Regions from separate parts of the Homo sapiens genome. Here region 2 is linked to region 1. Evidence: chromatin loops called from intact Hi-C (ENCODE). Cell type or tissue: ascending aorta. All regions are shown on one strand.

The links. Peaks named below come from ENCODE experiments on the same cell type or tissue, not always from the same donor. Only the 100,000 strongest peaks of a DNase experiment are listed, where the experiment ranks them.
Region 2: a loop joins it to region 1, with 5 times the contacts of the local background. A loop is called at or near these places in 105 of 110 quality-filtered maps.

Annotation. Positions count from the first base shown.
Region 1 is chr10:44,864,020-44,866,519 of GRCh38, forward strand. All of the region lies in intron 2 of TMEM72-AS1 (TMEM72 antisense RNA 1), which reads right to left. Among named protein-coding and RNA genes, the nearest start is that of TMEM72, 46 kb to the right of the region's middle. In ascending aorta, a CTCF peak has its summit at 997 (motif pointing left); DNase peaks (open chromatin) are centred at 992 and 1,372; H3K4me3 peaks cover 1,080 bases; H3K27ac peaks cover 885 bases.
Region 2 is chr10:43,670,309-43,672,808 of GRCh38, forward strand. ZNF32-AS3 (ZNF32 antisense RNA 3) reads left to right here. Exons shown (of 5, transcript NR_038867.1): 2 at 813-1,213; 3 at 1,410-1,770; 4 at 2,000-2,137. Among named protein-coding and RNA genes, the nearest start is that of ZNF32, 23 kb to the left of the region's middle. RefSeq lists an enhancer at 914-1,083. In ascending aorta, a CTCF peak has its summit at 1,507 (motif pointing right); a DNase peak (open chromatin) is centred at 1,583.

The sequences.
Region 1 (2,500 bases):
AGTAAACAGGACATTTTTTGAAGTCCTGCTGGCACATATGCAGTCCTCACACAACGCCTGGTGGATGATTGATTCATTTTAAGAGAGCAGATGAGCTAGGCTGTCTACAAATGTGTCGGATCCAGCTCCCGCCATCCTTCCTTCGCAAAGCAGAGCTTGCCAAGCCTGCGCACCCACGGGCTGCCTCTCTTCAAAGGGCGGAGCCTGTGCAGTGAGCGTTTGGCCACCTGGTCGCACACCGAGTGCTCGTCAGCGCGCATGGCCTGAGCGTTCTGCCCTGACACTCGCTGGCCTCTGGGCGCTTCTGTCTTTGACAACGTCCTGAACACTGTGGGAAGGCTCACTAGCATTCCACTCCTTCCCTAATGTGGAGTGGGTGTGATTTGAGGGGTTTGGCCCCCACCCCAGCTGCAGGGGTAAGTCACACTAGTTTGGGCTAATTAGCAGAATCTCATCTCCTTAGCGCAAACAACATTGATTCAAGAATGATCAGGGATCCCAGCCCAAACCAAGCCTTGCTGCAGCAATCAGCCGCTCTTGGGTTTGGGGGGAGGATACGGCGTGTGTCCCAAGGTGGGTCCACCCAGCGAAGCCAGTATTCCTCCTTGATGACTTTGGAAAGAGTCTCTCTCTCGTTCCGGAGGGTGTGATGTGTGAGGTTGGAACCACGAGGGACACCAGCTTGAGAACAAAGCCAAACTAAGGGGCGGGCGGAGCCAAGACGGAGGAGGCGAGTCCGGAGCAAACATACCGGATCTCAGGAGCCCCGTGACTGCTGCTCTTGGCTGACTCGTCACAAAGCATCCAGACGCGTCTCGGCCCTGCGTCCAAGACGCAAAGTTGTGCGGCAACCAAGCCTAGAGCTAAGCAGTCACCAGGAGTGGAGACAAAAGCAGTGAAAGGATGGGAGCGAAAACACGGATCCCGAGAACGAAGCCACGAGTGCAAAGCCGGGCGTTGTGCAAACTATCCCGGGCCTCTGCTGCCCCCTGGCGGACGCCGCGCGGGAGCCCAGAACCGGAGCGCTCTGAGCGAAGCCGACTCCATCCGACACCGCCGCCTCCCAGAGGGCTGCCCTGGGAAGTCACTGAAAACAGCCTGCGGAAGATTTCTCCTGTGTCACGTGGGGGGAAGAACAGCCGCTACCTGTTAGATTGCCATGAGGTTGAATGGCCAAAATGGATAACCGGGACCAGAGTTATCCTCCCACCTGAAAGAAGCAGGAGGAAACCAACAAAACTATAGAAACAACCGTTTTCAAAACCCAGCACACCAGATGCAGAGGACAGTGATCCTACTACCCAGACAGTTTCCGGGCCACAGCACAGGAGGTGCGGGAACCCGGACAGGGCTTGACCCCATGAGCTCACCCTCACGAGTTGAGGGACTAAGCCGAGTCCTCAGGGCAGGCACGGCGTCCCTGGAGGAAGAGGGGGCTGCACAGACACAACTCCAGTGATCCACAAAGGCTGCGGCCAGGGTGCAGCAGGGCGGCTCAGCACGTGCAGGCGAGGAAGCTGCCAGAGGCCCAGAAAGATCCCCGTGGGGCTGGAGGGAAGATCCGCCTGTGTTTGCACAGGGCGGGAACAGCGCCTCCCCCATCAGCCAGACTGCAGGCTCACCACTCAGGAGGCACGGGACAGCCCTGCTTCAGGGGTGGGAGCAGTTATTACTAAACGCAGCTCTATCCCCATCTGAGAAACGTCAAAGGCAGGACCGGAAAGCATCAGACTGTTACAAAGTAACTTAACCGTACCCCAGAACAAAGCCTGAAAATACACACAGGAAAACAAAGACATCCAGCACACAACAAGAAAAAAGTGGCAATGTCTACCACCCAGTAAGAAATGACCATGCATGAAGTGAGGGAGAAAAAAATTACCCATAATGAAGAGAAAATGCAATCAGTGGACGAAGTGCCAGGACACAACCTGTCAAAATGGGTGGGATTTGGCTAAAGCAATACTTAGAGGGAAAATGATAGCACTACACTAGGTTAGAAAGGAAGAGGGATCTCAAATCTCAGCTTCCGCCTTAAGAGCGAATTAAACCCAAAGTAAGAAGAAAGGAAACAAGAAAATTCAGAGCATAGGCCAGGTGCAGTGGCTCAAGCCTGTAATCCCAGCACTTTGGGAGGCCGAGATGGGCAGACTATTTGAGGTCAGAAGTTTGAGACCACCCTGGCCAACATGGTGAAACCCCGTCTCTACTAAAAATACGAAATTTAGCTGGGCGTGGGGGCGTGCACCTATAATCCCAGCTACTCGGGAGGCTGAGGCAGGAGAGTAGCTAAAGCCCGAGACGTGGAAGTTGCAGTGAGCAGAGATCGCACCACTGCACTCCAGCCTGGGTGACAGAGACTCTGTCTCAAGAAAGAAAGAAGAAAGGAAAGGGAAAGGGAAAAGGAGAGAGAAAGAGAGAAAGAAAGATCAGAGCACGAAAGGAAAAGAAAGAGAGAGAAAGAAAGAAGAAAGGAAAGGGAAAGGGAAAAGGAGAGAGA
Region 2 (2,500 bases), 1.2 Mb before region 1:
TACAGGCGTGAGCCACTGTGCCCAGCCGTAAACTAGTTTTTAAAGCTGATCAAGGGCTTGGTCACTTCATGTTGGACAAGGGGTTGGGTGAGTCATGACACTCAGCCTTTCCCATGCAGTGTCTCTTTCCCAAGGGTTCTAGAAGGAGGTGAAGGGGCCACCAGACCCCCATGCACTGCCCTCCCCCACAAAGACCTCTACTGCACCCCCAGAGGACCCATTGTACCCACGCAGGCGTCTTCGTCCTGAGCCTGAGCTGTCACAACACTGGAATCTGCTCGCTTTTCCCTGGGACAGCTTTGTGTTACTAGAGTTGGGTCTGAGGTTTGCACATCATGTCGCCCGCCCCAGGTCCCCCCAGGCCAGACACAGGGCACTTTGAGTCCCGGGCCCCCCAAGTTCCAGCTGATATGTACTATGGGCTTCCTGAGACTTCCCCGGTCCTGGGCACACCTGTTTTGCTGTGGAACTCTTGACTTGGCTTCTGCCTTTGCCTAGAGTCCTGGAAATGTCCAGAAGCCTGGGGGCGGGGCCAAACAGATCACCCTGTATCTTTCTTCCCTGATTCCCTAGAGCAAATGGCAAACGTTTTGGTTTTAAATCAGAGACAGTGGACCTCATAGTCTTTGAACATATCCCTTGGTCTTGGTCTCTAGCTCTTTTCGTTTTTCATTTTGAAACCTGGGGGTCTGTTGCCAGGCCTGGAATCCTGGAGCCCCATCACAGGCAATCTCTTGCGTGCTGTGGCTTCTTGACTGCACCCAATTGTGGTCTAACTCACCCTTTTCTTTCACCTCCTGTTCTCTCTCCAGCCTTGCAGCTTCAGGACTGCTGATCCTGATTATGCTGTGCAAAGGGTGTTCGTTCCACGGTCACACTGTCTCTATGAGGCAGCAACGTCTAGGAGTGTTATCCCCATTGAGGGGGCAGATAAACCAAGGAAGGAGGAGGGCAGGTGCTGGCCCAAGTCACACACAGATGAAGGCACACATGGTCACGCATACCTGGGAAAGCTTAGCAGCACTCCTGGCTCTCCTCAGGAGTTCATAGAACCCTGCGCTGTGTGGACCACCGAGCTCAGAAGGGTTGCTGTGTGATGCTCGAATCAGGAGGCTCTGATGGACTCTTCCCTTCTCTGTCTCTCCAGCATCTGACTGAGGCACGTTTATGGGACTCTGGCGAGGAAGACTCCGGTTTGCAGAACACCTCCAATGTAGGCAGAGCACCAATCTAAGCCTGCAGAGACTAGATAATAACAGTTGGAAGATGTCTTTCTTCCCTCCTTCCTTCCCCTTGCGCCCGCCCCCTCCCCAAACTAGAAAGTGATGGGATCTTTGTGTCATTTGCATGATGACTTCTGGGACTCCTGTGAATTAGTTGCTTCTTCCTTCTATATTTCCCCAACCCAGGGCCACTGCTTAAATTGAACAAATGATGCATCACAAAACTACAACGGGACTCTTCAAATTCACGGTCGGCGCAATCTGTATGTAATTGTATTGCAACAATTGTCCAGCAGATGGCAGTAAAGTGTCATGAAACAGAGTTGCCTGGTGACCTGTGCTGCACCTTTGTGAGTTAGCGGTGACCAGGCTTCACACACTGGACTTACTGGAGTCACTACTAAGCCAAGGCCACAGCAGAAAGAGCACTGCGTTTTGCATGACCTAGGGGCTCCAAGTCGGCCTGGCTGCACCAGAGCCCTTTCAAAACACGCGGTTTAGTTCAGGGCTCACATTGGCCATTGCCTGGTTTTGTTTGGCCAGCAAGGTAAGAATGGTTTTAACATTTTTGAATGACTGAAAAAAAAAAAGAAAATAATATTTTGTGGAAGGTAAAACTCACATAAAATTCAAATTTCAGGGTTTGTAAATGAAGTTTTGTTGGACACATGAGTGCTCATTTGTTCAGTGTTGTCTCTGCTGCTTTGAGTTGAGAAGCCGCCGCAGACACCGTGTGGCCGCAGAGCCTAGAATATTTACTGTCTGGCCCTTTACAGGAAAATGTGCAAAGCCCTGGATTGCTCCTTTGGGACTTCATCAGCTGCAAACCCTCACAGTATTTTTGTGTGTTTGGAAGTAAGAAGAGAGCAAGCGAGGGCCGAGACCTAATGGGAAGACCCGGCGGCTGGGAGAAGGTGGTTATGAGCTCTCTTATTCCAGGGCACAGCACCCTGTCTGGGAAGTCGGGGGGCAGGCCTTGGCAGAAGTGATCCCCCTCAGTCCTAGGACTAGCTGCAGTTCCTGTGGCCCTGTCTTCAACGTTACATTCTTGCTTCAGCATCCCTGCTGGTCTGAGGGTCCTAGTCCGTGCACCAACTTTGATTCCTGGACCTAGCAGAATAATGCTTCCAGATTTTCAAACTCCTTGGGTGACAATTTGAGCATCTGCTAATGTCAGCCCTGTCTGAAATCCCAGCTGATTTTCAACACTGTGTAAGGGAACTCCTTCATGAGTCTTGGATGGGTAATGGATGATAGGGTCAAGTTGACATTTGACA